Regions from separate parts of the Mus musculus genome. Here all the other regions are linked to region 1. Evidence: chromatin loops called from intact Hi-C (ENCODE). Cell type or tissue: left cerebral cortex. All regions are shown on one strand.

The links. Hi-C counts contacts between places; a loop is a spot of excess contacts. Peaks named below come from ENCODE experiments on the same cell type or tissue, not always from the same donor. Only the 100,000 strongest peaks of a DNase experiment are listed, where the experiment ranks them.
Region 2: it touches region 1 in a loop (4-fold over the local background); 21 of 42 quality-filtered maps call a loop at or near these places.
Region 3: a loop joins it to region 1, with 2.4 times the contacts of the local background. A loop is called at or near these places in 18 of 42 quality-filtered maps.
Region 4: it touches region 1 in a loop (8-fold over the local background); 30 of 42 quality-filtered maps call a loop at or near these places.

What each region holds. Positions count from the first base shown.
Region 1 is chr5:134,488,775-134,496,774 of GRCm38, forward strand. Clip2 (CAP-GLY domain containing linker protein 2) reads right to left here. Exons shown (of 17, transcript NM_009990.3): 13 at 7,455-7,611; 14 at 5,435-5,594; 15 at 3,445-3,630; 16 at 3,119-3,181; 17 at 609-2,018. The coding sequence ends at 2,007. Among named protein-coding and RNA genes, the nearest start is that of Gtf2ird1, 36 kb to the left of the region's middle. In left cerebral cortex, CTCF peaks have their summits at 1,076 (motif pointing left), 1,931 (motif pointing right), 3,240 (motif pointing right) and 5,665 (motif pointing right); DNase peaks (open chromatin) are centred at 960, 1,914, 3,218 and 5,668; H3K27ac peaks cover 296 bases.
Region 2 is chr5:134,612,747-134,620,746 of GRCm38, forward strand. Lat2 (linker for activation of T cells family, member 2) reads right to left here and starts at 2,279. Exons shown (of 13, transcript NM_020044.3): 1 at 2,143-2,279. It overlaps Eif4h (eukaryotic translation initiation factor 4H), which reads right to left. Exons shown (of 7, transcript NM_033561.2): 7 at 7,126-8,000. In left cerebral cortex, a CTCF peak has its summit at 4,497 (motif pointing left); DNase peaks (open chromatin) are centred at 1,227, 1,826, 2,304, 3,262 and 3 more places; H3K27ac peaks cover 2,458 bases.
Region 3 is chr5:134,540,692-134,548,691 of GRCm38, forward strand. The region is part of intron 1 of Clip2 (CAP-GLY domain containing linker protein 2); the gene reads right to left. Among named protein-coding and RNA genes, the nearest start is that of Clip2, 7.7 kb to the right of the region's middle. In left cerebral cortex, a CTCF peak has its summit at 4,758 (motif pointing left); DNase peaks (open chromatin) are centred at 411, 1,120, 4,100, 4,706 and 1 more place; H3K4me3 peaks cover 718 bases; H3K27ac peaks cover 2,468 bases.
Region 4 is chr5:134,700,758-134,708,757 of GRCm38, forward strand. Eln (elastin) reads right to left here. Exons shown (of 37, transcript NM_007925.4): 29 at 7,215-7,316; 30 at 7,064-7,126; 31 at 6,753-6,893; 32 at 5,809-5,847; 33 at 5,608-5,658; 34 at 4,984-5,028; 35 at 4,531-4,560; 36 at 3,773-3,823; 37 at 1,838-3,067. The coding sequence ends at 3,024. Among named protein-coding and RNA genes, the nearest start is that of Limk1, 16 kb to the left of the region's middle. In left cerebral cortex, CTCF peaks have their summits at 3,582 (motif pointing left) and 7,791 (motif pointing right); a DNase peak (open chromatin) is centred at 3,562.

The DNA of each region.
Region 1 (8,000 bases):
ACGGATCGTGCTTGGAAACTGTAAGCCTTATTAAGTGCATTATTCTGTAAGTTGCCTTGGTCATGGTATTCTGTCACAGCAGAGGAGTAAACCAGGACAGGACCTCAACTGAGAAGATGAAGCCCTTTCCTCCCCAAGTTGCTTTTGGTCATTGCCAGTAATAGATATGTATGACACAGGCCAGACAGTGGTGGCGTATGCACTCAGGAGGCAGAGGCAGGAGGATTTCTAAGTTCGAGGCCAGCCTGGTCTACAGAGTGAGTTCCAGGACAGCCAGGGCTACACAGAGAAACCCTATCTCTGTGTAGAAAAAAAAAAAAATGTATGACATCCAGAGTTTAGAAATATGCTTTGTGTGCGCACGTGCGCGTGAACATGCATGTACACTTAGGTACATGTGTGCACATGTGGAAGTCCAATGACAAACTCAGGTGTTAATCCTTAGGACATAGTCCATCTCCTTTAAATCCAGCCCCTCTAAAGCACACCCCTCCCCTACCTCCACTGACCAGTCACATTTGAGTAGAAATGAGCTGGCACCGGAGAACAAAGTTAGGACCCCCTCCTGTCCCTAAGGTGCCCAAGACAGAAGCAGGCAGCAGCAGGAGTCCTGAACCTCAATCACAAGCTTTATTGTCCGAACATGGACTTGCCACACTTCCACAATTCCACTGGGGGGAGAGGGAGGGGGAGGGGGAGCGGAGGGAGGGCGGGGATGGCTGAGCCACAGCTGGGTGGCCACACCAGGTAGGCTGAGGGGGCCATCAAAGGCCAGTGCTTATGGGGAAATGGCTTCTTGCACACCTACCAGGTGCAAGCCCACTCCAGGGTGGGGCTCAGCCCCTTCTGGTCCCTTCCGTGGGAGCCTTTGGCTGTTAATTCCTAATCCGTGAGCTGCCCGATTGTGCTGGAAAGAGCAAGATTTGGCTCTGCAGACGGGCCACTAAAGCGTCAGTTCTAGGCTGCTGTTGTTAATGGCAAGTGCTACCCAAAAGCCAACAGGAAGCAGGGGGTTGGGCTGAGGGGCTGCTAAGTCAGCTCCTCCCTAAGGACGAGAGCGTGAGCGCCACCTTCTGGTGCCTAGTGGCGCTCACACAGGCCACCTGGGCCATCCTTAGGATTTACCACTGTGGTCCTGCCCTGGGAAGATGGAAGCAGGGCTCTCTCTGGGTTGCTGGGGTCTTTAGAGTAACATGGCAGGGGTTCCCAGAAAGAAAGGGAACCAGTTTGATTCCTCTCACCCAGCAAAACGCTGTAGGAATGCTTTGTTTAAGGAATTTTCTACCTGTTCTTGGTTCTAAGCCCCAAGCCAGTCCCAGCTCAAGGTAAAGGTAAGAAGCGTGGGTTCGCGTGCTCGCTGAATACTGAAGCTGTCTGCTCAGTGCCTTCCGGGCAGCAGATGGGAGGTGGGTAACGCATACTAGCTTGGTGTCGAGGACTAAGGAGCCTGTCACCCCCAAATCTTCCCTGACTAGAGGGGCCTAAGCGACCTTGTACCAATGTGTAGGAGGGGCTCAATGCGTGGAGTCAAGCATTCCCTCCCTAGTTTCTGAAGCCCTTCTTGGTGTGTTCTGTGTCCAAGCAGGGGCCCTGCTCCATCCCTCAGGGGCCTGCGGGGGACCTGGGGACACAGAAGGGAAGGGAGGCGGGGAAGTCCCCAGGTGTCCAGACAAGCCGCAGCAGCAGCCTGCTATAGTCAAGAGAGGCCCAACTGGATCGCTTCAGCCTCTGCCAGTTCACGAAGCTCCTTGGGACAAGAGAGGTTCTCCAGGGCTGGGCCCAGCTGTACCGCGCTCTGTGGAAGGCCGTGTCTGTGGGAGCCTCCTGGTCCGGCAGGGGGTTCAGGTGGGACGTGTCCACGTGTCCACGGCAGTGAGGACAATATTGTTACAAACACAGTCACATCTCCAAGGGGACAGTTCTGACTCCTGCCTGAAGGTGGCGCTGCTGGGAAGCCTGGTAGGGCTTCTGGTGTGAGTAGGGTCGGTCCTTGGTGTCCCTTGCGGTCAGTGTTTGTCCTAGAGAGAACAAGGGCTTGGGCATCAAGGGTTAGGAAGAATGAATGGACAGATGAGGGAGGGACAAGGAGGAAGAGAGCTGGGTAGAGGGTACAGCATGCGTCAAGGCCCTGTGGCAGGAAAAGGAATTCTACAAGGAAATCCAAGTATCTCTGTAGAGGATGGCTTTGCATAAGTATGAACTTATACATAAGCCTTGATTGCACATCTGGTAGTAATGTTTCTTACAATGTTGCTGGGCAAACAAACCCTTATGTGGTCTGGACAGCAGTTCCCAGGGCAGTGGTTACTCTGCCATGCCAACCCTGCCCACATCAGCTCCGCCAGCTGCCTGGTCCTTGGCTACCTGGCTAGGAATGGCCTTCAAAGGCCCTTGTTCCCAAGCCTGGCCCTCGTTAAATGCAGAACAGCTGGAAAGCCAAGGGGCAAGCTGTGGTTTTCTTCACTTCAGCCTCTTCTGCCTGGGTCACACAGTTAGCTGGGGACATGGATGTTTCTAGACCAGGTGCTAAGTAAGTCACGGATGTGGACATGGGAGGATGCCGGGGGGGGGGGGGTTGGGGCAGGAGGGGAGAGTTGGGAAACTGGGACACTATGTCTCCCAAAAGCAAGGACTGTGGAAATAGATGGCTTGCCTAGAATCCCCCAGTGAGAGGCTGGGGGCATGGCTCAGTGGTAGAGCCCCTGCCTAAAATCTCCCAGGGAGGGGCTGGGGTGTAGTCAATGCTAAGGCCCTGGGTCCCATTCTCAGAACCACAGGAAAAAAACAAAACAACACTAACAACAAAAACACAGAGAGAGAGAGAGAGAGAGAGAGAGAGAGAGAGAGAGAGAAAGAAAAGAAAGAAAGAAAGAAAGAAAGAGAGAAAGAAAGAAAGAAAGAAAGAAAGAAAGAAAGAAAGAAAGAAAGAAAAGCAAGCAGGACTATTCCTGGATGGGATATACCAGTGCTAGAATCTTCCTAAGCAAACAAGCGAGCTGGGACAGGACAGACACACACAAAGCATTCTTGTTCCTTTGTATACTTAGTGACTTCCGGGGGATTTTTTTTTTTCAGAGGCTGCCGGCTTGGGTGACTTAGAGACTGCTGGCGCACTTACCTCCTGTTTGTGGGCCTTGTCTGGCTGGTGAATACCGTTGGCAGAACCGGAATTGCTGATGGTCTGTGAGGGGAGGAGAGTGGGGGAGCTACTGAGCAGGCGGCCAGGATGCAATTCCACACATAACCACAAGGGGGAGGGATCTTCCGGATGGGACCAGCAGACTTGAAACCAAAGTCCTTTAGACTGGGTCTCCCAGGGCAGCAATTCCTTTTCAGACTGGGGTTTCAAGGACGGGGACACCCTCCTTCAGACTGGGGTCCCCAGGATAGAGCCACCTCCCGTTTGGGTCTGGGGCTCCCGAGGCTACAGCCCCGTGTGCTCACCTGAGTCCTGTCTGAGCAGCCCCTCAGGGCCTCCACCAGCCTCTCCACCTGCTGGGCCTGGTTCAGCGCATCCCGCAGGGCGTCTTCCGTGCTCACCAACTGATGCTGCAGTTTCAGCAGCTCGGGTGGTGAAGCTGGGTCAATGAGGGAGTAGCGTCTCTGCTCTGATAGGGACTTCTCCTTGTCCTGGAAGGGTGGAGGTGTGGAAGTGTGACCTGCCCCTGTGGGTGCTAACGAAACGGATCAGGCCCCGCCTGCTTTCTAAGTGGAGCTTGTGCCTCACAAGGACCTCCCTCCCCCAGAGTTCACTTTCCAACTTCTTCAAGCCCTAGAACCTAAGACCCACCACTCCATCCTTACTGCAGCCCTTCTGTTCTAACCCAGAGTCAACTGGTACCCACTATTTTTCTCTTCCAAGTCCATGTGACACCCCCCTCCCCCAACTGAGCCTGGCTCCTTACAAGTGTCTCCTCTCTCCTCCACCACAATGGTTAGAGTCCACACACCCCACTCTGGTCTCCAACCAAAGCATTCCAAGACACTCGTGTCGGGCCCCGTCTCCTTAATGCTCAGCCCAGCCTGGGCCTTTAGGCCAAGCTCAGAGTTTCTGTGCAGATCTCCCTGATTCTCAGGGCCCCATACTCTTCACATATCTTTTGTTTTGTTTTGTTTTTTGAGACAGGTTTCTCTGTGTAGCCTTGGCTGTCCTAGAACTCACTCTGTAGACCAGGCTGTCCTCAAACTCAGAAATCCACCTGCCTCTGCCTCCCAAGTGCTGGGATTAAAGGCATGCGCCATCACGCCCAGCGCTTTTTCATGTATCTTCTAGCTTTCCACTATGCTTTTCCAAGTGCGGGGCTGGTCTACCAGCACAGAGCTCCAGGTAAAAATCTGAGCTTCCCTTTACCTGTGCCCAACACTTCTGGGAAATCTGCCTTGTCTTTGTCTCCTTCTGTGGCACAGAGTCATAGAGGCCACAAGTACCCTGTGGTGCACATGTGAGCTGGCATTTAACCAGCCAGACACAAAACACTGGCAGAGCAGCTAGGCCTGATAACCCCATACCTAGGAGCAGATATGAAACCAGATGGGTCCCATATGGCTTAAAAAGCTCTGTTTCAGATACAGAGTCTGATGTAGCCCAGGCTAGCATAGAACTTGCTATGTAGCTGAGGATAGCCTTGAACATCTGATCTTCCTACATCCACATCCCCGGTGCTGAGATTACAGGCACAGGACACTACATCTGATTTTACGTAGTGCTGGGGACAGAACCCAGGGCTCTACTCACACAGTCTATCAATTGAGTCACCTCCTCTCAGCTCTCTAAGCATCCTTTATTATTCCACCTTCGCCTAACCCATGGATCCCTCCAGGGCCAGAAACAACACATCTAACCCCCAAGCCCCAAAGTGTGGGGGTAAAAAGAGGCCCATTCTCTTTGATCCACCCAATCCATATGCCAGAGGTGGCCAGAGACGGCTGGAACATCGGGCTGTAAATGTGAAACAGAAAGGAAAGAGGTGGGACCAGCTCTGTCCTACGCTGCCAATAAGTCCATTCTCACTCACTCACTGCAACTCAGCTCAAAGTCCAGTAGTTTCCACCGGAGAAGGCGCTTCAGGGCCCTGAGTTGAACCTCTCGCCTCTCTACTGACAGAACCCCACACGCTACTTAACAAGGAGCCCAGACCCTGGTTTCTGGTTAGATAACTAACCTGGTTTCTGGTTAGATACTCCCTGCATGTATTTTTTAATCCTCTATGCATGACTGGCTCTGGACAGAGCAGACTCTTTCATGTAGGGACATCTCTGGTGACGATGTCTAAAAAGGGGCTATGGCCCTTCATCTGCTCCGTGCTTGAGATCCTGGAGGACTGAATTTTCAACCCCCCACTGTGACTCTAGGAGATCGCTGGTCTCCTCGGCCTGGCAGCAGGACAGCCCTGGCAAACCCTTCTCCCCGCCCCCACCTCCTGCCTGCACATACCAGCCCGGTCAGCTTCTCACGCAGGCCCCGGATGTCATCCTTCAGTTTCTGTTCCTTTATCCGCCATTCAGCTTTGTGTACTTCACGGCTCAGGTCTCTCTCGGGCCCTGGGGAGTGGCGATTGGCTTCTAACAGCAACACCCTCAGCTCGTTCAGACTCCTGGAGTGGGCAGATAGTCACATCAATTCTGCAACTCTGTAGTATGAGCCATTGGACTGGAGGTTCACTACCACCAGGGGGCGCCAGCCACAAGGCAATGGTAACCAGAGCCAAGCAAGAAGGATGTGGCATGGGTCAACCACACCCAAGAGGAATAGCTTTTGGATGTGGGATGATCAAGAGGACTTAGCTGATCTTAGAGCTTTGGGGTTTTTTGTTTCTTCTTTGGATATTTACTTTTGTTTTCTGTATAAGGGTGTCTGGTCTTCGTGTATGCCTGTGTACCATACTCATGCTTGGTATCCTCTGAGGCCAGAAGATTGTGTCGGACCCTTTGGAACTAGAGGTGTAGATGCTTGTGAACCACTGTGTAGGTGCTGGGAATCAATCTGAGATCATATGGAGGAGCAGATATCTCCCCAGACTCAACACATTTTTTTTTTTTTCGAGACAGGGTTTCTCTGTATAGCCCTGGCTGTCCTGGAACTCACTCTGTAGACCAGGCTGGCCTCGAACTCAGAAATCCGCCTGCCTCTGCCTCCCGAGTGCTGGGGTTAAAGGCGTGCCGTGCGCCACCACGCCCGGATTTCAACACGTTTTTTTAGACTTTTTTTTTTTTCCCCTTTTCCCTTTTTGTTTTGAGGCAGAGTTTCATGAAGCCTGGACTGGCCTCCAACTCTATGTAATACCTTGAATTCCTGACCCTCCTGTCTCCCCCTCCTGAGTTTGAGGATTACAGTCACAGCCATTATGTCTGATGTACGTGGTGCTGGGCACAGAATTCAGATGTCCTGCGTGCCGGGAAGGCTCTCTACCAACAGAGTCACATCCCACAGCCTCGGGGGAACCTCTTGACCTCTTGAATACTGAGATCACATGCACGATCGTGCTCAGCGACCCGGCTGGATTTAGAGGTAAATGAGATCATTATTTCCAAGTCAGAGAGGCCAGGCAAGATACCTCAGTGGGTCAAGGTGCTTGCCACCAAGGCTGAGGACCTAAGTTCGATCCCTGGGGCCCATACAGTGGAAAAAGAGAGCGGACTCCAGCAAGTTACATCTTCTGTCCCCACACACATTTTTATAGCATGTACAACTTCCCATAGGCAAATAAAATAAAACAGAACAAAAACGAACCTGAAAACCATGTTGTTACTTATGCTGGATTAACTGGGCACGGGGCCTCACCCCTACAGTCCCAGCACATGGAAAGCTGAGGAAGGAGGACTAGGGAACTCAAGGCAAGCCTCGGGTATGCAGGGAGAGCTTGTCCCCAGAAAACAGAAGTTAGGGCTGGAGAAACAGCTCAGTGGATCAGAGCATTGGCTGCTCTTTCAGAGGACCTGGGTTTGATTCGCAGCTCTCAGATGGATGCTTGCAGCCATCTGTAAGCCCAGATCCAGGGGATCTGAGGTCCCCTTCTGGTTTTCACAGGCAGCTGAATACACACAGTGCATATTCAGGCACACACACAATCATAAATAAACAAATCTTCAACACACACACACACACACTCATCTCTATCACGTGCTGCTTGCAGCGTTGCAGTTAGAACTCTGAGGGGCTGGAGAGATGGCTCAGCGGTTAAGAGCACTTAATGCTCTTGCAGGAGAATCAGGTTGGCTTCCTAGTGCCCACGGGTTGCCTCACAACCATCTGCAATTCAACTTCCCAGGGATCTGATCTCCTGACCTCTGAGAGTACCAGGCACAACTTAGGACACACAGACACACACACAGGCAAAACACTCATATTCATAAAAGAATCACATCTAAAAAGATTAAAATAATAATGATGGTAATAGAAATAAGAAAAAAGAAAAGATCTCTGCAACCTCAGAGGCCGAGTCCCGGGCGCTCACCTCTCTTTCCGCAGCAACTCCTGGCTGATGTGGACCAGCTGGCCGGAGGCATCGTGGGTCTTCCGAGACACAGCCTCCAGCTCTGCCTCTAGGCGCCTCTTCTCCTTCAGGAGAGAATCTATCTTCTTCTCTCCTGATTTGCACTTGTTTTCTAGAGCTGGGGGAAGCGGCAGGGAACGGAGAGAGTTCAAACACAGATGGAAACTGGGGGTGTGGCTCAGTGTGTAGAGCCCTGGCCCCAGCAAATCAGAGGCCCTGGGTTCTATTCCCAGCACCACTTAAACTGGAGTGATACCAAACAGGCCTGTGGTCAAGCTCTTCAGACGTGGATTCAAGGCCAGTTTTGGGACAACCTGGGCTTCAGGAAACCCTGTCTCAAACACCAGCGAGAGGCTGGTCTGGCCAGGGTGGGAGATGATAGTAATGCTACCCTAAGAGGCAGGTGGTGGCCAAGCACTGTGAACAGGTCTCTAATTCCGGCACTCGGGAGGCTGAGGCAGGAAGGTCATTATGAATTCAAAGCCACAGTGGCTACATAGTGAGTTT
Region 2 (8,000 bases), 120 kb after region 1:
CAGAGAATGGCCTGCATTTGTCTCCTAGGTGCCGCAATTATAGGCTTGTAGCAGCATGTTCCAACTTACATAAATATTTTAAATTAAAAAAAAAAAGACAGCCGAGTGTTGGTGGCACACGCCTTTAATCCCAGCACTAGCACTTAAGAGGCAGAGGCAGGTGAATTTCTGAGTTCGAGGCCAGCCTGGTCTACAGAGTGAGTTCCAGGACAGCCAGGGCCACACAGAAAAACCCTGTCCTGAAAAACCAAAAACGACAACAACAACAACAAAAAAAACCCATTGCTGGAGGAGGAGGAGGAGAAGGAGGAAGAGAGGGAGGGAGGGAGGGAGGGAGAAAGAGAGAGAGAGAGAGAGCACTTCTTCAATGGTAAGATGCCCACCCCTCACTCACATCCTGTAAGCAAACCTAATGAAACTCATTGGGCCACTACCCTATCCCACTCCCACTGAGAACATAATATATCAGGAGGGGATTAGTTGGGAAGAGAGCAGGGACCAGTGGGAACCGGGAAGGACAAGAGAGGTAATTTGGGGGTGAATATGACCAAGATGCATGTTGTATGGAAGTGTCACAAGCCTCTTAGTATGCATAATGAAAGCATACTGATAAAAAAAGACTGAAAGGGGCCTGGTGAGGTAGCTTGCAGGTGAGAGGTGCTTGCGACCGAGTCTGATGATCTGAATTCATCCCCAGGACCCACACGGTGCTGAGAAGTTATCTCTCAGAAGTTATTCTCTGGCCTACACCGTGCTACATGCACATCCATCCACACATGTGGTAATAAAAGAATGTATTAAAATATTGAAAAAAAAAAGGCAGGTGTGAGTACATGGGGTGCTTCCTGGACAGGGCCTGGGGCTTGCTTCTCAGTTGGGGATCCCTCTGAGCCCAAATGTTTTCTTCCTCCCAAGGAGCAAATGGAGGTTCAGAGAGGCGCATACTGTGCCACAAAGAAACACTGGAAAAGATGGAAACCCAGAGCAGGCCCGGTGAATTCCCTCTATCCTATCTGATGCTCTCTACCCTGAGAGTAGAGGCAGAGGGTGAGGGGAACAGAGGGTAGGGCTGCAGGAGGAATGGCCCAGCAGTCTCAGAAGGCCCCAAGGGGCCAGGCAGGGCTAGCTGTGGGTGTGTGGGGGACCGCCACAGCTCTGTGGCTCCGTGGGCCAAAATAGCTCAAAGGGAAGTGGGCAGTTTTCATATGAGCAAGGCTTGCTTCTGAGGACTGCATCGGAGCTTCTAACCTCAGTGGCCCTTCGTGAGTGATCACTGCGGCAGCTCGTTCTTCGGGGTAAAAAGGCCATGAGGGTCTGTTGGATGAAGTACATGACCCGTCTCACACCAGGGATGGCTTTATTCATGGGGTGCTACTCTGAGGCCTGCAGGCTTAGCTGAATAACATTTCTGTGGTTTGAGCCTTTGCGGCAGGGCCTCACAATGGAGTACTGCCTGGCCTTGAACTTAGGGTCTCCCCACCTCAGCATTCCTAATGCCCTGATGGAGGAGTGTACAGTACCCAGTCTGACCAAATAACTTGGGCCTTCAAATGAGGCGGAGAGAAGACCCTGAAGACACCTACTGGAGGCCAGCGGGCGACTGTTCACGTACATATGTGAGTATGTCTATGTACAGAGGTCTGGCAGGCCTTGTCCCTGGTCAATCTGGGCCACCTGTTCAAAGCCGGAACCAAGGAGCCCACCAACGTTACAAGGATTATCTGTCAGAAAGTACAAGCTGGCTCAGGCCTGGATGGACTTCTGGGGATAGCAACTTCCTCCTGGCTGGAACAGGGCTTGGGCACAGTTCCCCAAAGCATCCAAGTTCCATACACAGGCCTGTGGCATTAGCCAACCCTCAACGGGCGGGAGAATCTCACATCTCTGGCTCTTAGCTGGCCCTCTCCAGTCACTGGTAGTGACAGAACCACCCTAGGGGCTTCTTGGGGGGTCTCAGAGGCTAGGGGTTTGGGAAGCCAATGATAGATAAGTGGGTGCCTGGAGCCCTGCATAGGCTTTCCTTAAGGGCCACAGCACTAGGCCAGGGTGGGAGGTATCAGGTATCTCGGCTTCCGCTCCGTCTATCCCTAAGGGTCTTGTGGGGTGTAGCACAACAGGGGAGCACCCCTGGGAAAGGCTTACCTGAGGGTGAGGGCTCCTCACCATGGCCCCTTCATCTTGTGCCGCACACCTGCCCAAGCTGATGCCAACACCACTGACTCTGGTGAGCAGTGGGCAAGGCAGTTGGCTTCCTGTCACTACTGAATCATCTCCTCTACATCCGCCTCGGCCAGACTACTAGGGTGGTTAATGACAAAGTGGGTGGAGCAGAGACAGAAAAAGATGCAGAGATACAAAGCGAAGTTAAAGCTGGGCATGGTGGTGTGTGCTGTTAAATGCCTGCACTTGGGAAGCAGAAGCAGGCAGAGCTCTGAGTTTGAGGCCAGCCTGGTCTATATAAGCTAGGACAGCTACAGTGAGACCCTGTCTCAAAAAAGACTCCCTGGGTAATGGCACGTTCCACCAAGCTGGACAACTTGGAACCAGAGGAACCAGGGTTCCTATCACCAGGAACCATGAAGTGAGTGTCTAGTTGTCCTCTGATGCATATGTACATACACACAGGCTTATGTGCAGTGTGCATGTGCACACACATGCACATGTATGTGCACACACTCCTGGGGGTGGAGAGGCAATAAAAAAGAAAACAGACATAGGGAAAATGGGAAGTGAGAGATGGGCACAGGCACGGGCAGACTGAAAGCCAAGCACACACAGTACATGCCCACCACAGAGCAAGGTCACATGGAGGAGGGAGGGCTACAGTGATCGACGGGTAGAGAGTCAACCCCAGAGTTCACATGGACACAGACATGGAGAGGACGGAGTTTCGAGGGACATGTACACACTCACGCACGTGCCACAGTCAGACACCAGAGATGGGGACACACACACACAGATGCACAGGTCAGGAGAGGACCAGAAAGACAGAGAGGCAGATATGTAGACGCTGACAACCACAGGTAAGAGGAAGCTAGAATCCTTCCAGCATCCACAGGCATCTGAGAATGGGGATCAGAGAGAGAGATTAGGGCAGTGGAATCCCATAGAACAAATACTAACCGGCAGATAAAAGAGATAAGGGACAGAGGATACAGGGAGAAAGACGGGAATAAAGATGGCAGATGGAACAAAGGACCACTGTGCCAGAGACAGCTGGATAGACAAGCTGCCTCTGTGTGTGGGTGGTGGTAGTGGGTGAATGTAGAGGCCAGAAGTCAGTCTTGGTGTCTTCCACATTTTAGTTTCTTTGAGACCGAGTTTCTGTGTAGCCCTGGCTGTCTTGAGACTCACTCTGTAGAGCAGGCTGGCCTTGAACTCAGATTTATGCAGACTGTGTCATCTACTTTTTAAAAACCAAATTGTCAGCCGGGCGTGGTGGCGCACGCCTTTAATCCCAGCACTCGGGAGGCAGAGGCAAGTGGATTTCTGAGTTAGAGGCCACTATGGTGAGTTCCAGGACAGCTAGGACTATACAGAGAAACCCTGTCTCGAAAAACCAATCCAAACCAACCAAACAAAAAAACCCAAATTGTCTTTATTACATCTATTTCTTTGTACGTTAGTTCTTTTTTGTTTGTTTTGAGACAGGGTTTCTCTCTCTGTGTAGCCCTGGCTGTCCTGGAACTCACTCTGTAGACCAGGCTGGCCTTGAACTCAGAAATCTGCCTGCCTCTGCCTCCCAAGTGCTGGGATTAAAGGCGTGCGCAGGGCTGGTGAGATGGCTCAGTGGGTAAGACCACCTGACTGCTCTTCCAAAGGTCCGGAGTTCAAATCCCAGCAACCACGGTGGCTCACAACCATCGGTAATGAAATCTGACTTCCTATTCTGGAGTGTCTGAAGACAGCTACAGTGTACTTACATATAATAAATAAATAAATATAAAGAGTAAACAGTTAAAAAAAAAAAAAAAAAAGGCGTGCTGGAAACTACCTCTACCACTGAGCCATCTTGCCACCTCCTGGTTGTAATTTTTCTGTGTTTTGGGTTTCACTGTATAGTCCTGGCTGGCCTGGGAACTCACAGATCCTCCTGCTTCTTCCCAAGTGTTGGGACCATACCAAGCTTCCACCTTGACTGTTCCCTTTCACTGGCCAGAGACTCCAGAGACTCACCGAGTTAGTCCAGGCTGGCTGGTCCTGCAAGCTCCAGATAGCCATGTTCCCATGTCCCCAAAGCTAAGAGCACACGTCGTTTGTGCCCAGCTTCATTGAGAGCTGGGGATCCAAGCTCGGGTTCCTCAGGCTTTTGAGAACACTAATAACTGAGCACCCCCTCCACCCCCAGCCAAGGCCATTTCTCAGTTGGGGGTATCACTGCCTGTAGTGGGGAGGAAGGACATAGGCAGGAGGCAATCTGCTGTGAGTTTAGTGCTAGCCTGGGTGTTTCTTCCCCAGTCTGTGCCCCAAGCCTGCTGCTGCCACCCTGTGGTGAAGCAAAGTAGCACAGGCATGGGGACGATCACCAGGAGACTCAGTTGACCATTGAAATCTGTGCTGACCACAGGTAGTGCGGATGCATTCAGTTCATCAGACTTTTTTTTCCCCACGGGGTCAGGTGGGGAGGCAGAGAACCCCTAAGAGGATCATGGTTGGCCTCTTTCCCACTTGCACCTACACAGTAGCTCACAGTAGTCCAACTTCACTCAGTTCTGGAGGGACCCATTCATCTTGGATCCCTGGCACAGTCACTTGTAACCTCAGCCCCGTGCCTGCTTCTGGATTCCTTTTTAGAGATACCCCCCCCCCCCCCACACACACACAACCTACCAACACCAAAACTGGGATGTTGTTCAGTTGGTGCTCGCTTGGGTTCCATTTCTAACACAGCACAGCTAGATATGGAGGCACACCCCTGTAGTGTTCTAATTTTTCATTTTTAGACGGCCTCTTGGCTATGTAGTCCAGGATGGGCCTTGAACTTGCAGACCTCCTGTCTCAGTCCCTGGAATAGCTAGAATTACTGAAGCACTCCAAGTGTCTTGAAAGCATGTATGTCTGTGCAACACTTGTGTGCCTGGTTCTTGGTGGCCAGAGGGCATCAGACCCCTAGAAGTTATACTGCTGTGAGCTACTATGGAGGTAGCTGGAAGGTCAGCAAACGCTTTTTAACAGATGAGCCAGATTTCCAAGCCCTGAACCATGGTCTGTCGTTCTGAGACAGGGCTTCTATGTAGGCCAGGCTGCCTTTGATCCCAGAGATCTGCCTGCCTCTGCCTCCTGAGCACTGGGATTAAAAGACTCACACAGCTTCAGTAGTGAGTTTATTCTTAATTTCAATAGAATGATATGAGACTTCTACCAATCCCAAGGGCCCTTGGTGGTAGTCTGACTCCCTTCAGAGGGACACGCTGGGATAGCCACTGCTCTGCTAATCACTTAGTGCATCTCCCAGGGAATTCAGACTAACTAGGGTCCAACGGAACACTACAGCCACCCATCACAGTAAGCATCTGCTTTTACGAGTTATCCGATGTTTGAGAGCTGAAGATGCATTGGCTGTTTTCCTTGTGAGAAACTTGTGAAAGTCCACTACTTTCTGAGGAGTAAACTGTCTGTTAGGCATGCAGCAAGTCTCCTTAACCGACTAAGCCATTTCACTGTCCTGTCTTCAATTTTGTGGGTCACCTTCATAAGAATACTGCTGCTGCTCTTGAAGACAATCTGGGGTTCAAGTGCTATATACCCACCTGAGAGCTGTTAATTCTAGCTCTGGGAGATCAAATGCCCGACTACTCCATGGGCAGACCATGCACAGGGGGCATTACATGTTTATCAGGCAAAAAGCTCAAGCACACTCAATCTCTGGGCCAGCGAGACCACTCAATGAAATGGAGCATTGGCGGCTCTTGCAGAGGTCTTGGGTTTGATCCCAAGCACCCACAGGACACCAACTCCAGTTCCTTCCTTCAGCATTTGCCAGCCCTAAGTAGCACACATGGATACCCATCATCTTCTATCCATCATGGACATCCAACAATACAAAAGGTCCTGCCCCCAAAGTCATCAATATTCAGACTCTGGATCAACAGAAAGAATCCCAAAGCAAGAACATCACAGAGGGCAGTAGTGCACTTGGGAGGCAGAGGCAGGTGGATTTCTGAGTTCGAGGCCAGCCTGGTCTATACAGAGAAACCCTGTCTCGAGGGGGGCGGGGGAAGAAAAGGGCATCATAGAGGCTGGCATGTGGTGGAGTTGTAGTTTTTATGTAGCAATATAGGTCTTCTGGCCAATTCCCAGGACCAAACAAAACAAAATAGGAAATCCCACAAAAGCAGAGAAACCAGGAGCCAATTGTCTGAACTCATCTACATCACTGATGTACAGTCTAAACACTGAAAAAGATCCTTTCCATTTGGGCACTCTGCTAGGACCACAGAGGTAGTAGTAAACTAACCATGTAAGCTCCTCTCCCATTTTAGAGGCGTGGTCTCACTATGTAGGGGCCACACTATTCTTGAATTCAAGAGCCCCCGACTGTCTGCCTCCTGTATGCTGGGACTGAAGATGTGCCATATGCTCCACACAAACATCTTATGTATAAGGGTGTTTTATCTGCATAGGCACTCATAGGCTCGAATGGTCGCACCCAACCTCCTGGGCTGGAGTTACAAATGCTTGCCAACTGCCATGTAGATGCTGGGAATTGAATCTGGGTTCTCTGGAAGAGAAACTGGTGCCCTCAACTACTGAACCATCTCTAGCTTCTCGAAGCCCTCCTCTTACCAGAGCTCATACATGTGGCTAGACTGGCTGGCAAGCAAGTCCAGGTATCTTTCTGTCTCCATTTCCCGGGTGCTGGGATTATGGGTACACATGACGTTTTACATGGATGCTGGAAATGCTTACACAGTAAACACATGTCCTAGTGCCGAGATGACTAGCCTACCTCCAGTTTCTTCTTTAGAGGTTCCAAGATCAGGATTCTGCAAACTAGGTCACACAACATACTCAGTGGCAGTGTGCGCAGCAGGACCATGGTCAACACGCCAGCCTAACTCCTTGTAAATGCTTCTCTGTAGCACCCCAAGGTTCACAGCTCCCAAGTGGCCAGAAAGACAAGCATAAGTGTTATGTAAGGTTCTCTTTTATTTAAAAGATCATTCACAAAATACCATATCCATAGACTCACTTTCTGTCATAGAACTGAATGTGTTAAGTGTTTGGAATTCCATTCTTACAGTCAGCTGGGTGCCCAGCAATGTGGATGGACGGGCCTGTCTTTTCCGCATTGGAGATGGATTACATCATCTGAAAGCATCAGCTTTGATTACAACCACGCAATGCATGTCTGTCTTAAGTTAGGTATTGGTGTTACACAAATGGTTCTTATCTCAGAAGCAGAGAAGATGGCAGGCGAGGGAAGGAGTGAGAGTTCTGTAAATTGCCGAGACCTTGCAACAAAGACAATCCCGAGCCAAGGGGTAGGCTGGCAGGAAGCTGCTGGCTACCAAGCAAGCTGCACACCTCTCAGCCCCTTTCCCCAAGGCTCTAGTGGCTGGCTGACCCCTACTGCTCCAATTGGAGCAGACGGAGACTGGGTGCCAATCCTTTTCCATTGTTCACACACAACTGTTCAAGCCAAAAGCCAAACCTGGTTGATCCCCTTTGCTCTCTCTCAAGTGAGTGCTCCATACTGTCTGCGGGAGCAGGGGTCTGCCCCACAGAGGAAGCAGCACACCTAGAGGTTTCTAGACACCTAGGTACTGAGGGTCTCAACAGCTGGGTAACTGATCAGAGAAAGTGCCAGACTCTAGGCCTTGAGCTGTGGTGGCGAGCAGCCTCTTGGGCTAAGCGCCCTGGATCAGACAGACACAAGGGAAAGAGCGCAGACTCAGTGCAAAGCACAGCTGCCCGGTGCAGCTCCAGCACCACCCCTGCTTCCTACAGGCCTCAGCTGCAGGAAGCGGATTGAGCTGCAGCGGGTTGCACCCCCAAGC
Region 3 (8,000 bases), 52 kb after region 1:
AAGTAGGGAGGTGGGGTGGGAGGATCAGAAGTTCAGGGTTATCCTCAGCTACATAGTGAGTCTGAGGTCAGCCTGGGCTATAAAAACAATTTTAATCTCAGTGCTCAGGAGGCAGGGGGCTGGGGTCCTGGTGCCTGAATTGGGAAGCTTGTAAAACCAGGAGTATCCCAGATACTTGACAGAGGTCAGGAGGCCCATGTTACAACTCTCTGGTGACACTGTTCACACAAGCATTGTCTGGGAACTTGGGTCTAACAGAAGCAACAGGCCCCTGTGTGCTGTCCTCAATCGCCACTTACTGGGAAGAAACCCGAGCTCTGTTGCAGGGTTTCCATTTCAGCTGCCTGGGGGTGACCCGCTCACCACAGGACAGTAGGAGACAGGGCCCAGGATTCTGGCCCAGTGAATGCGGTAGTGGCCTAGAGAGGGGAACAGTGCCAAGTAGAGCAAGAGAAAGCCCAAGTCCTATGAGGTAATATGGCCCCGGGGCAGGGAAGAGGGCAGCAGGATGTAGGCACCATGGCCCAGAACTCCAGCCAAGCCGCTGGCCCTGGCTCATTCACTGGGCACTTCTACCAGGAGATGGTCCCTCGATAAGGGTGACACTAGACACTAGACTGACACTAGACATGCCCAGCCTCTTTAAAAAATATATATGTATATGTATGTATATGTATGTATATATGTATATATATGTATGCATACACATACATATGTGTATATATAGGGGGGAGGGATATATGCATGCCCTATGCACGAAGGGTTCCAACTTGGCAGCAACTTGGGGGGTGGGGTCATCTGGTCATTTCTCTCCTTCCAGAAGAAGTCTTCAGGGCTCGAACTCAGGTCTTCAGGCTTGGCAGCAAGCCCCTTTCCCTGCTGAGCCAGCTTGAGTCCCTTCTTTTCCATATTTGTTATATAGCCCAAGTTGGTCTCAGGCTTTCCATCCTCCTGCCTCTTTCTCCCCAGTGCTGAGATTAAGGGCCCAGGACACCATTCTAACTGCATTTGGCTGAGGATCAGGGAACACAGGCAGCTTGCCGTGGGTCACCGAGAGGTCACCCGATTCCATGACCTCCCAGCTGAAGACAAGCAAAGGCTGCGTCTGGGACGGTCCCTCCCTGTGAGTCTTGCCAACTTCCAGGCAAAAAACAAAGTCCAAGTTTTAAACCAGCTGTGCCTCAGGCTCGGGAGAATGGGAGAGATGGAGTCCATCTGCCTGGGTCCCTGTCCCCACCCTTCTCCCATCACTCTCCCCTGGTCACCAGGGTCAGCAGGATGCTGGGAACAGCCAGGCCCAAGCCTTACACAGCTGTGTAACTCCTGCCAAGCCCACGGTGAAACATGTGAAGAGTGTGACAGAACAGATAAGGAAACTGGTTGGGGTCTTCGGACCCCTTGACAGTGCCTAGAGGCCTGACCACCATGCGGAGAGGGACGGCAGCAGAGACCAGCGGGAGGCTCTGGGAGAGCCTCCAAGCCAAGGAGCAGCAGCAGCTAGTCCCTATGCAGACATGACTTCGGGGTGGGGGGATGGATGAAGCTGGGAAAAGCAAGCTGGGGGTGGGTGGCAGACCAGCAGCAAACAGCCCCCCTCTCCCAATCAACCGCCAGCTGTGGGGTTTATTTGGTTGGTTGTTTGCTTGCTTTTTGATTTGTGAGACAGTCTCTTTAGTTAGCCCTGGCTCTCCTGAAACTCATGGAGATAGGCTAGCCTCCAACCGACAAAAAATCTGCCTCCCCAGTGCTGGGATAAAAGGTGTGTGTACTACCACCCCTCTGGGGTTTTTGTTTGTTTGTTTGCTTAATTATTTATTTTTATTTTATGTGCATTGGTGTTTTGCCTGCCTGCATGTCTATGCGAGGGTGTCAGATCCCCTGGAACTAGAGTTACGGACAGTTGTGAGCCACTATGTGGTTGCTGGGAATTGAATTCAGGTCCTCTGGAAGAGCAGCCAGTGCTCTTAAACACTGAGCCATCTCTCCAGTCTACCTTTTTGCTTGTTTGTTTGTTTGTTTGTTTTTTGAGACACTATTTCACATAGCCCAGCATAAGGCGAACTCAAGTTGCCAGTTTGCACAACAAATGCATTTACTCTGAACCATTTCACCAGCCAGCCAGGTAGTGAAATACACAAAACAAAACAAAACAAAACAAAACAAAACAAAACAAAACAAAACAGGCCTATTTGATGTGACCCCTTGAAATCCTGATCCTTCCTAGCCCCACCCCACCCCCGAGTGCTGGGTTCTAGGCATGATGAGGCTCCATGTGGGCTTTTGTACGGAAGGTTATAGGTCAATACAAAGTTGACTTTTTCCCCCTTTATTTGGAAGCAGGGCTCTGCTATGTAGCCCAGCTTGGCTTTGAACTGTATACTCCCCTGCCTCAGACTCTCTGGTACTGCAAAAGCAGGCAGATACTAAAACAGTTTTGGCTTGGGAGATTTTTGTTTTGTTTTGAAGCCAGGGTTTCTCTGTGTAGTCCCGGCTGTCATAGAACTCACTCTGTAGACCTGGCTGGCCTCAAACTCACAGATCTGCCTGCCTCTGCCTCCCGAGTGCTGGGACTTAAGGTGTGAGCCACCACGCCTGGCTTCTTTCATTCTGTTTTCTTAACTCCCTGGCAGGCTGGTAAGAGGTTCCGAGAGTTAATACATTTCTTATGCAAACTTGGCAACCTGAGTTCAATTCCCAGAACCCATGCAAAGGTGGAAGGAGAGAACCAATCCCACAGAGCTATTCTCTCACCTCCAAAGGTACACTATGGTGTGTACACACATGCGCACACATCATGCGTGATCATGGGCTAGATTTTCTGTTTGTTTGTTTGATTGTTTTTGGTTTTTGTTTTGGTTTTGGTTGTTGTTTTGTTTTTTTAGTTAAAACTAAGCTGGAGAGATGGCTCAGCCGTTAAGAGTACTCGGAAAACTCAGGTTCAAATCCCAGCACCCACATGGCAGCTCACACCTGTCTGGAACTCCCAACTGCACATCTTCTAACACCCTCACACAGACATATATGCAGGCAAAACACCAATAGACATAAAATAAAAATACACTTTAAAAAAGATTGTGGACTGTTCTCAAAAAAAATCAAAATAATAAATAACTTTTTAAACTTATATTAGATTTATTTATTTCATTCCATGTAAGAGTTTTACATGTATGTATGCATGTATGTATGTATGTACATATGTGTATCGCATGTGTGTCTAGTGCCCATAGAAGTCAGAAGAAGAGGGTATTGGATCCCATGAGTCTGTTGGATGGTTGTGAACCACCATATTAGTGCTGGGAACCGAACTGGGTCCTCAGCAAGAGCTTCAAATTTTCTGATCTAACTCTTTAGGCCCAATCAATATAATAATATATATATTTTTAAAAGGTGGAAAGAGATCCCTAACGGTTTTCTTCTGATCTCCATAGGTACACATATTCACACGCACAAACATGCACACATCACACACACACACACACACACACACACACACACACACACACACGGGATTACAGCTACAGACTAGATGAGTAACTGTCAGGTAATTCCCTGGGCTCTGGATCTGGGACCATCAGACCGCCCGGCTATGAATGAGCATGTGCCCTGTGGATCCATGTCCTGTGTGTCTCTCCCAAGGCTCTGGCTTCCCCTGAGGGCAGGAGAGGTCACAGTGTGGCACAATTGTCCTGCACAGCCTGTACCCTGTGGATCCATGCCCTGTGTGTCTCTCCCATGGCTCTGTATTCCCCTGAGGGCAGGAGAGACCACAGTGTGACACAGAATGAGGACATTCTACTGTGCCTTACGTCCCTGCAGCGAGCTTCTATGTTAACATCCGGATGCTCTCCCATTCTGGCAATGTCCTGAGCAGGCGAGGGACGGGAAGGAAGAGACACAGATGCTGGGGTCTGGTCCTGGAAGAGCATGAGAGAGTCCAGCCAGACAAAGGGAGGACTAAGATGAGGCAGCCAGGAGAAAGGGGAGCGTGCCAGCAAAGCAGGTCAAGGGAACCGCCCACACATCTGAAACTAAAACCCAGCGACACTGGAGTGGGTGGGAAGGAAAGAATGGAAGAGACACACAAATGCACCGGTTCAGACGTCATCAGGAGGACATCCAAATTGGTACGATCTACCGTCACTTCCGAAAAGGCAGCCTCGCCCTGCCTACCAATGGAGGCTGCGTGCCAAGCACCCACTACATGCATGCACTGTCTTACGCATGCCCAGGCTTTCTGCAAAGTGGTACCCAGTGCCCTTGAAGGCCTTCTCCCACTTATCAGGGAGAGCAGCAGGGCTCGGTGTTGCTTTTGCAAATCAGATTCCCAGTGTGCGTCTCAGGACCTAGGACAGCACCAGGCAAGTGGCTAGAAACTGCCAATTTAACAGCTCCATTAAAGAGCCCGGGGTGGGAGGGAGCTGGGAGAGTCCTTGCTTAACCTACACAAAGTCCTGGGTTCCATCCCTAGGACCACACAGGCTCGGTCTCACCCACGGGGAAATGCCTGCAACTGGAAGGTAGATCAAGAGATCAAGTTCACCCTCAATTACACAGAGAGGTTGAGAGCAGCCTGGGTGAGGTGACACTTTGCTTCAAAAACAAACAAAGCCAACAACAACCAAAAGGAGCAGGAGAGATAACTCAGTGGTTAATTTAAGAGCACAGTCTGTTCTTCCAGAAGACCTGGGCTCGATTCTCACCATAGACATGGCAGCCCACAATGTTAACTCCAATTTCAGGGAATCTGACGCCCTCTTCTGGTCTCCATGGGTACTTCATAAATCTAGTGCAAAGGCCTGCATGTAGGCAAAACATCCATATCCATAAGAGAAAAAAAAATATTAGGGGGTGGAGAGTTGGCTCAGAGGTTAAGAGTACTGACTGCTCTTCCAGAGGATCCGAGTTCAATTCCCAGCAACCACATGGCAGTTCACAACTGTCTGCAATCCAGCTGCAAGTGACTCCACACCCTCACACAGACACACATGCAGACAAAACACCAATATACACAAAATTAAAAATAAATAAATCATTTTTAAAAAAAAAAAGAAAAATAGGGGGCTGGCGAGATGGCTCAGTGGTTAAGAGCACCGACTGCTCTTCCAAAGGTCCCGAGTTCAAATCCCAGCAACCACATGGTGGCTCACAACCGTCCCTAACGAAATCTGATGCCCTCATCTGGAGTGTCTGAAGACAGCTACAGTGTACTTACATATAATAAATAAATAAATCTTGAAAGAAAGAAAGAAAGAAAGAAAGGAAGGAAGGAAGGAAGGAAGGAAGGAAGAAAGAAAGAAAGAAAGAAAGAAAGAAAGAAAGAAAGAGAAAAACAAGTTAAATGACCCTCACCCGGCAGGCTGGAGGTGTGTTTCAGTGGTAGAGCATCTACCTCAAATCCCCCAGAGAAAGGCTGGGGGCACGGAACAGTGGTAGGTGCCTACCTAGAATCCTCTAGTGTAAGAAATATGGGTCAGCTGTAGAGCACCTGCCTAACTCTGTGAGACTCTCGGGAGGAGCCGAGAGCGAGGCAGGAGAGAGAGCAAGGCAGAAGAGAGAGCCCACAGCCCTGTATTTATGTCTTGTTAGTGATTCCTCCGGCCTCTTCTGCATCCTGCTCAGAAGATCATTAACCTTTCTAGGCGTTTCTGAAGGCATCAATTACAGTTCGCGTTTCTCTGTGAAGACCAGGGAGGAAGGGTCAAGGGAGGGGGGCTCCAAGGCCTCAGAAAACACAGGGTGCTGGAAGTAGACCCACCTACCCCGAGTCCCCAGATCTTGGGAGAAGAGGGTCTTCCCTCAACCTGGCCCAGGACAAAGAGTTTACATAGAAGGTCACATCCTTATGTTCCTTGAGGCTAAGCCACAGTGCCAAGGACAGGAGCACCATACAGTATCTAGTGCCAGGACCGTAAAGTGTTCATGGCTCTGCCTCCTCTGTAAGACCACCAGCTCCTTTATATAGCCACACCCCAGTTGTCTAGACACACACACACACACCAACTTCATGCACCAAAAACTTGCCTTATAGATTATACCAGCTGTTCCCAGCCCCAGTCTACCACCAGCTAAGCAGATGGGGGGAGCCCCCTCACTTGGTCTCTCTGGCAACCCAGGATTAAAGGAGATACCACCAGGAGGGGGGGGTCTATGAACAGGAGCCGAAACCAGCATTTACAACAGTCACACTGGGCCAGGCCACACTCATGAGTCAAGGAGAGATGGGACAGAGGCAAGATGAAGCTAGAGAAAATGAAACCAGCATCCAGAAAGAAACAGAAGGGGTGCCTGCCAGCCAGCTTCCCGCCCCAGGTGGCCCCGGCTCCCGGCAATTCTTCAGTGACTAAGGCTTATTTCTCCTACTCTGAAATGTCCTTTTGGGTCGAGCAAGACTGTGAGATGGCTCAGAGGGGGAAGCGTTAGCCGGCAAGCCTGATGACCTCAGTTCAATCCCTGGCATCCAAAAAACAAAAACAAAAACAAAAGCTGGGCAGTGGTGGCGCACGCCTTTAATCCCAGCACTCGGGAGGCAGAGGCAGGCTGATTTCTGAGTTCAAGGCCAGCCTGGTCTACAAGGTGAGTTCCAGGACAGACAGGGCTACACAGAGAAACCCTGTCTCAAAAAACCAAAAAAAAAAAAAAAAAAAAAAAAAAAAAAAAAAACCAAAAAACAAAAACACAATCCCTGGTATCCACACAGGTGAAAGAGAAACAACTCTCAAAAGTTGTTCCATGACCTTCACAAGCACGCCATAGTATGTAGGAGTGCGCGCACACACGCGCGCACACGCACACACACACACCCCATATGGACAGATAAATAAATGTAACTGAAATCTCCCTTTACTTAACTGAATGAGGCTCTGATTCCCCGGGACAAAGAAGACCAGGCACAGTGGGCTATAGAGAGGGCTCCCTTAGTAAGCTGCTTGCCATACAAACTTGAGGACTAGAGTTCAGAGCCCCATCACCCACGTCAAAAAGCAGCGTGTGCCTGTAATTGCAGCACGAGAGAGAGATAGAGACAGGAGGAGCCCTGGGGCTTGATAGTTAGCCAGCCTCATCGAGTCAGTGTGGTCTAGGTTACATGAGATATCCTGTCTCAAAAAACAAGGTGAAGGGCCAGTAAGATGGCTTAGTGGGTAAAGGGCCTTGCCACCAAGTCTGGTCATCTGACTTTAATCCCAGGTATCCATATGACAGAAACAGAAAATGGATCCCAGTAAGTTGTCCTCTGACTTCCGTATGCACCCACGCATACACACACCCACCCACACCCACACGGAATAAAACGGACAGTGACTGAGGAAGACAGAGCTAACCCCTAGCCTCTACACACTCATGTCCGCCCAAATGCTTGCAATGCACGCACATACACACGCACTCACGTGTGCATGCATTCATGCTAACTGTGGAATTACACACCTGTAATCCCAGGACTTGGAAAGCACAAACAGAAGTTGAGGCTAGCCTCCACTGTGCAACAGGTTTGAAGCCAGCCTGTGCTACATGAGATCCCTGTCTCAAAACAACAGAAACTCCCAACGACAGGGTTATTAAAGGGCCCTCTTCTGATTCTGTGTTCCTTCCAGACAGCTGGGCTCAACAGAGGATGTTTGATACTTACAGCTTATAAAGAGAACTGAGGTGGCCTTAGTGGAGGCATACAGAGTCTGGCCAGCTGATGAGAGTGAGGGAGAGAAAGGGGGAGGAAGAGGGAAAGGGGGAGGGGGAGGGAGAGAGAAGAAGGGGAGAGGGAGGGAGAGTCGGAGAGGGAGGGAAGCGGGAGGGGAAGAGGGGGAGGGGGAGGGAAGAGAGGAGCCAGTCCCATGGAATGCAAAGCCTAGGCAATTGTGTGGGCTCCAAAGGCCAGACAGTGATTAGACTTTGTACTACTGCAGTGTCGGCAGTAAGTACGACTGTAATTACGCTTTAGAGAAACAGACCTTGACTTTGCAAAAGATGGTGTGCCCCTTAGGCACACAGTAAGTCCTTAACCAATG
Region 4 (8,000 bases), 210 kb after region 1:
TTGGGATTTTGTGAGGAGGGAGTTGACATTTAAATCTCCTGGGATAGGGAAGGAATTTTCCCAACACTCTCTTCTCCTCCTAGGAGGGAATGTTTCAAATTAGAGAAAGTAGCTACAGAGTAGGTCATGTCTGAGACTTCAGATGGAGATGTTAGAACTGCCCTTGAGACCAGGAATGATCACACAGGCTTGTAATCCCTGGAGTTGAGACAATAGGACTGTGAACTTTAGACCAGCCTGGGTTATAGAGGGAGACCTTGTCTCAAATAAATGAATTACTGACCTTGGCTATGCAAGTCCCAGGCTCATGCTAAATATATCAACTTGGCAAGTGATCATTAGGATACATGATATTCAATTTCTTACCACACTTACTTATTTATGTAGCATGAGTTCGGTGACACACATGTGTGTGGAGATCACAGAACAACTTGGGAGAATCAGTTTTCTCCTTCCATCGTGTGGGTTGGGGATTTGAACTCATGTTGATGAGCCATCTTGCTGGCCCCTATGTGGTATTTAAAGTCATGAGCTGGACTGGGCATGTAGCTAGCTCAGTGGTGGATGGCCAAGGTTTAATCCCCAGTTCTATGAAACAAACCTTCAACCAAGCTATGGGAAACAAAGGAGGTAATCCTAGGTCTCAAGGGCTTGTCGATTCGGGGGACAAAGGGCGTCAAAGCAACGACAAATGTTTTTTTTTTTTTTCCCCTTCTGATTGGAGAAATGGGAAGATGCATGGATGGATGGGTCCCCTTTACTGCTTTCTTGGGAAAGCTGGATCACCGTATAAGCAGGCTCCTTAGAAGTAACCCATGAACCTCAATGGCCTTCTGAGTGTTCTTAAGTTAGCTACCCCCCTAATGTTGGGGATAAATGTTCACCTCTGAGTTCCAGTGCTAGACCCTTTCTAGAGAACTGCAGGCAAACACTTTCACACTAAACCAAGATCAGAGCTCCTCACTGGGGGATTCTAGGCAGGGGCTCTACCACTGAGCCATGCCCCCAGCCCCTCCCTGGGGGATTCTAGGCAGGGGCTCTACCACTGAGCCACACCCCCAGCCCCTCCCTGGGGGATTCTAGGCAGGGGCTCCACCATTGAGCCAAGCCCCTAGCCACTCACTGGGGGATTCTAGGCAGGAGCTCTACCACTGAGCCACACCCCCAGCCCCTCCCTGGGGGATTCTAGGCAGGGGCTCCACCATTGAGCCAAGCTCCTAGCCCCTCCCTGGGGGATTCTAGGCAGGAGCTCTACCACTGAGCCACACCCCCAGCCCCTCCCTGGGGGATTCTAGGAAGGTGCTCTACTACTTAGCTATATCCCTAAGTGACAACAGCTGAGTTGGGCGTCAACCTCCTCAATATATCCTGGGCAGTGGATGTTCTTTACATTACAACCAATTTACCACCAGGGCAGGAGTTGAAAGCAGGAAAAACAAAACAAAACAAAACAAAACAACTCCACAAAGGTGTTTGAGGAGATGGCTCAGTTGATAGATTGCTTGCTGTTCTGAATTTGGTCCCCAGAACCCATGTACAAAGCAAAAGAGCAGGGTTTGGTGGTGAGTGCTTATAATCTCAGCACTTGCGGGAAGGGGCAGACCAGGCAGAACCCTGCGGTTCTGCTAGGTGAGTTCTAGGTAAGGGGGAGACTATACCTCAAACGAGAGAGAGAGAGAGAGAGAGAGAGAGAGAGAGAGAGAGAGAGAGAGAGAGAGAGAGAGAGAGAGCACACAAGAGGTAACACTCAAAGTTGTTCTCTGGTTTCTGCACACACACGTGTATGGACTTGAACACACACCAACGCATACAAACCTAAAAGAGACCCAAGACAATAGCCTTTAAAAAGTTTATATTTATTAGTCATTGCTAGAGCAATTAATTCTCTTTTCTTATTTCGTTTTTGATTTTTTTTTAAATGTGTGTTTCATCCAGAGTTATACCAAAGCGATTAAAATGAATTTTCTCCTGAGGATATAGCTCCCCAGATTAGAAATTTTTTTTTCTCTCTCTCTCTCCCCAATTAGCCACAAAAATAAACCCAAAGAGCACACCAACAATCAAACATCATCCCCAAATATCCAGGACAAAAAATAAAATATTTTATTGATCTATCACAGCGAAACACAAAGAGGTGGGGTGGTGAGACATGCTCTGTAAGAGTGGCTCCAGGAAGAACGGGGTTACAGTACTGCATGTGGGGACAACCAGCCCACACAACCCTTTGCACCCTAGGCCAGGATCGGGGTGTGTGGTGGGGACGGGGACAGGCTGCCATGACAGGTGAACCAGGTTGATAGTGGGTATGCCCAGCCAGCTTAGTGGTACTAGGCAGTCAAGATGGACGGATGGATGGATGGATGGATGGATGGATGAGTAGGTGGATGGGTGGATGGCAGGTGGATTCCATAAGAACAAGGGAGCTATTCCCAGTGTGAGGAGCCATCTGACTCCAGGGTGTCCCAGATGTGGGAAGTAGCTTTAGGTAACAGGAGGCAGGGACAGGGGAACCAAAGAGAGAGGGATCATGTCACCAAATCCATCGTCAAGGCTTCCGGTATTTGGGTACCAATGGGATGCAGCCAGGAATGGCTCCTGGTGGGCAGGGGGAGGTGGGACTGCCCAACAAAGGTGTGCACCATCTTAATAGAGGGGCTTCAGGGAAGGGGGCAATCCCCCCTGGGATACCCTTCCCTCCTCCCTCCCCCCACAAAGAAGAAGCACCAACATGTAGCACCAATTTCCCTTGGAGATGGAGACTGTGGGGGGGAGCTCCTGGGTGGGAAGAGATGGGACACCCGCCCTGGCCTCTGATATAGGGTGGGGGGAGTTTCTGGTTAGGGCTGCATGGCTGCTGCTGTCTGATTTCCTTGTCCTGTGGGTTTCCAAGGCCACTGGCCTGTTGTCCCCTCCCAGGTGGGGGTCAGGGGGATGGAGGAGGGGGTGGTCATAGAAGGTTTACATTCTCCACCAAGCAGTAGCACCAACGTTGATGAGGTCGCGAGTCAGGGGTCCCCAGAAGATCACTTTCTCTTCCGGCCACAGGATTTCCCAAAGCAGCCCCCACCTGGGTTGGGACAGGTCACAGACAAGTGATGGTCAGCTTGGTCCCTCTGTCTGCTTCCATCCCAGGAAAAATCTAAAAGAAGCTAGTCTGTCCTTCCTTCCTTCCTTCCTTCCTTCCTTCCTTCCTTCCTTCCTTCCTCCCTCCCTCCCTTCCTTCCATCCTGAGATTATAGGCATACACCACCTTGCTTGGTTTTATACTATGCTAGGGATGAAACCTAGAGCTATATTCTCATTGCTTGCTCGCTCTCATTCATTCTCTCTCTCTCTCTCTCTCTCTCTCTCTCTCTCTCTCTCTCTCTCTCTCTCTGGTTGGGGTTGTTGTTGACACTGTTTCCTATAGAGTTCAGGCTGGCCAATGCTTCTGCCACAGCCTGCTGAATTCTGAGAAGACCTGTTTAGCAAACCTGGGGATAGATAGCCTGGGGTAGGGAGGTAGCACAGGCTGGTGTCTAGCCCTCATGTAGTTTCTCCCAGATGTGGCCTGTTAGTGCCACCTGGTGGTCTGTCCTGGAAGTCCTTCCCACTCTCTTTCATTGTCTCTTTCAAGTCCCAGACTCCTCTGTGCAGAGAGGGGCATGGGCAAGAATGTTCAGGCTACACCAAGGGTAAGCATGGAGGGTCCTAGACCTGCTCCCATCTATGAATATATGCATTGACCTCTGACTCTGTGTCTTCCTTCCCTAGGGACAGAGTCTCTACTTACCTTGGTATCCCAGGGCTCCAAGGGCTCCTCCATAGGGCTTCGGGGGTTTTCCTGTGTATGGGGGTGTTGGGAAAGGATGAGGTGGGGAGGATACTGGGTTCCCCTATCTCTACCAGCATCCCCATCTTGTGCCAACTCCACCCTGTTTTTGTAGGCTCCTAAGACCTTCCTGCCAATCAGCCCACCTACCTCTGGTCTTGCTAACACCTTTCTTCCCAGAGTCAAGCTCTGTAGTATTGGGACGGAACCTTGACCTAGTGCATTCTAGACAAGAGCTCTGTTCCTGAGTGACACTCCTGGATCCTACCTGGGGGATTCTAGGCAGGTGCTCTACCAGTGAGCCACCCCCCCAGCCTCTCCCTGGGGGATTCCAGGCAGGGGTTCTATCACTGAATCACGCCTGTAATGTATCAGAAAGATTCTAAGTAAGAGATTTATTGCTGAGCCACTGATTGGAGGATTCTAGACAGGTAACCTATCACCAATTCACACTCCCAGCCCCTCACTAGGGGTTTCTAAGTAATTGCTTTACTGCTGAGTTACATCATCAGCCCTTTTAAAAAAATGTTTATAAAAGACTTTGAGACAGAGTTTTGCTGAGTTGACTAAGTTGTTTGGAATGCTCTCCATAGTCCAGGCTAGTCTTGAACTTTGATCCTTCTGCTTCAGACTCCATACCCCCCCCACCCCCCAATAGTGCTAAGATTCCTTCTACCAACAAGGCTAGTTTATGAGATGTCTTTTTACTGAAGACTCACCACCAACTCCCAGGCCCCCAGCACCACCACCTATGGGGAAAGAAGGAGAAAAGGTATTATCAGTACGCCCACTTCTGGGAGCCTGCCATGTTCCTCCCTGATTGGAGCAGGACATGTGATATAGGAACGGGCCAGTCCTGGACCTGGGTAGCAGGAGTCCCTGATTCTGTCTCTGTTCACTGTGGGATCTTTGAATAGTGGTTAGTGGTCTCTGAGCCTCAGTTTACCTCAGGAGAAGTATGGTAGGGAAGCTCTTTGACCCACAGGGACACTGAGAGATATGAAGGGTGTCCCTGTCCTTAGAAAGGTCCTTATGGACCAGATTGATGTCTGGGCTCATCTTTGGGTCTATTATAGATGGTAGCTCAGCTCTTCTGGACAAATGGAGCAGAGGAGAAAGAAGAGTCTGGCAGAGCCCAGAACAGGGTCCCAGGGCAGGACACTTGGGCATACCTGGATAAATGGGAGAAAGTCCAAAGCCAGGTCTTGCTGCAACTCCTGAAAGGGAGACTTATGGTTGGTGATGTGTGGTGGCAGGCCATGCTGTAGCCTTATCACCTGGTCATGATGTCTGGTATCAGCTCCTTCCCACTGCCGTATGCTACTGAAGCCACATTCTTTGCGGGGTGTTTGCGTGTAGTGTATTTGTGCCTGTGTTCTCTCACTAAACCTTTTGTTTACTAATTTGGCAAAACTAGCTGGGCCAGCAAACTTCAGGGATCCTCCAATCACCTCCTCCCCAGCTTGCAAATTTTACATGCACACTGGGAGTTTGAACTCAGGTCTTCATGCTTGCATGATAAATGCTTTGCTAACTGAGCCATGTCCTCAAGCCTTGACGTCCCTTTCTTAATTAAATGTCTCCGTCTCATATGCCTGTGTGGTGCCTTGTGGCTTATGCTCTAAGCTTGGTTGGCAATATGCTCAACTTGGGGGGCGGGTACTCCTTCCATAGTTGTCTCCTGTCCTAGAGCGATTTTTCCATCTACAGACCTCACGTGAATTTAGTTTCCAGAACCCCACTGATTGTCCCCCAGAGCCAAGCAGATCTGAGAACAATACAAGAGTTAGCCATACCTCCACCTGGGAATGGCCTGGCTCCTAGGACACCTCCAAGGCCAGCAGCACCTGGGGAGAGGACAGAGGGGCGTCAGAGTGGACACAAGGCTGCTGGCACTCTGGACAAGACCTTCAGGGGTACCATGAGACAGGCAGGTGTGGGTTGTGGTAATGGGGGTACAAGCCTGTTGGAGACAGGGAGGCCACAGGGGAACTCACCATATTTGGCTGCCTTAGCAGCTGCAGCAGGGGACACACCTGGAGGAAACAGGAGAGTTCAGCAAAGCCACCTCTCTCTCCCACTCCAGCCCACTTAGCTGATCAGCATCTGCCCCTGAGTTGTCCACCCATATCCACATCCCACCATTCCACCATCCCTCCTCCTTCACACCCATCTTTCTAATAGTCTCTGTCTCTGCCTTTCTCTCTCTCTGGTGCTAGGAATGAACTCCAGGATCTAATGCATGCTAGTGTCCTACCATTCAGTAATGCTCTTCTAGCTCTTCACTGGGGATTCTAGGCAGGGGCTCTCCCACTGAGCCACATACCTAGCCCCTCACTGGGGGATTCTAGGCAAGCACTCTCGTACTGATCACGCCCTCAGCCCTTCATTCTAGGAAGCATTCTACCTCTAAGCCATACTCCCAACCCCTCACAGGGGGATTTTAGGCAAGTGCACTACCAGTGGACCTTAAGCTGCTATTATATGTCTAGTCTTGGGGCATACCGCACACAGGGTAGTTTAGGTAGGGAGACACAATGGCAGAGAGAGGAGAGAGAGAAGCACACATCCACCGTGATGGTAGAGACTTTAGGGAAGTAATTCCTCTCCAGAATGAGAAATGGGTCTGACTATAATATGCTAATAAGCCCTCACCTGGTGGGTTGACAGAGAGGAGAAGACAGGTGTTTAGGTACCTCTGTGTCAGCAGGCAGCCTGGTTCCTGCTTGCTTAAGCTCTCTACCCCTTTGCTTTCAGACATGATCTAACATATCCTAGGCTGACCTTGCACTCACTAAGTAGCTCAGGTTAGCCTTCAACTCATGATCCTCCTGCCTTCGCTTCCTGAGTGCTGGATGACAGTCTGTTTGTCTTCATACCGGCTTTGGTACGCCTCTTTCTCCTTCTCACTTACTCCTTAACTCCAAGGCCTGCAGCTTACCTCCACCAGCTCCCAGTCCACCGGCTCCCAGTCCACCAGCTCCCAGTCCACCGGCTCCCAGTCCACCAGCTCCCAGTCCACCGGCTCCCAGTCCACCGGCCCCCAGTCCACCGGCTCCCAATCCTCCGGCTCCACCAAGGCCTGAGTGAGGGGAGACCCATGCATTACACACACTGTCAGAAGACTCTCATTAAGACCCTGTTGGCAAGGGGTCTCTGAGCTCCCAGTCATCTCTGGGATTCCCAATGGCCAGAAAGTGGCTGGGCCCCAGGGGCTTAGGGATTGGCCAGGGAAGCTGAACTCTTGCTTACCATACTGGGCAGCCTTAGCAGCAGCTTTGGCAGCAGCAGCGGCAGCAGCAGGGGGTGCAGCTCCTGGGAACACAGGGACTCAAGGAGGAACTGCATGGGAGTCTCAGGCTCCATTGCCAGCCAACCCATTTTGGGGACAGCAAAAACATACCTGCTACTCTACCGGGAACACCAGCCCCACCAAGTCCTCCAGGTCCACCGAGACCTCCAGGGCCACCGAGACCTCCAGGGCCACCAAGGCCACCTGCTGCTCCTGTGGAGAGAGGACCCTTAAGGGACAGTACCCATATTTTCATTTGTCGTTTGAAGACCAGATCACTTATAGCTCATGTTGGCTTTGGGTTTTCTGCATGGCTGAGGATGGCTTAGAACTCTTGACCCTCCTGCTTTCATCTCCTAAGTACAGGAGTTTATAGGCATATGCTATATATATATATATATGCCTAGAACTTTGTTCTTTTGACTTTTGTTTTTCTGTTTTTTGTTTTTTGTTTTTTTGTTTTTGTTTTTGTTTTTGTTTTTATTTCCCTAAGACAGGGTTTCTCTGTATAGCCCTGGTTGTCCTGGAACTCAGGCTGTAGACTGGGCTAGCTTTGAACTCAGAGATATACCTGCCTCTGCCTTATAAATGCTGGGATTAAAAGTACCACCACCACCCAGCTACTTTTTTTCTTTTTTAAAAGATTTATTTATTTATTTTATGTATATGAATACACTGTAGCTGTCTTCAGACAGGCCAGAAGAGGGCATCGGATCCCATTACAGATGATTGCTGGGAATTGAACTTAGGACCTCTGGAGTCAGAGCTGGACTTTAGAGGAGTCAGTGCTCTGAATCACGGAGCCATCTCTCCAGCCCCTACTTTTTTCTTTTCTTTTCTTTTTGTCCTAGTGAGATGGTCTCACTAAGTTGCTGAGACGGACCTAGAACTCATGAC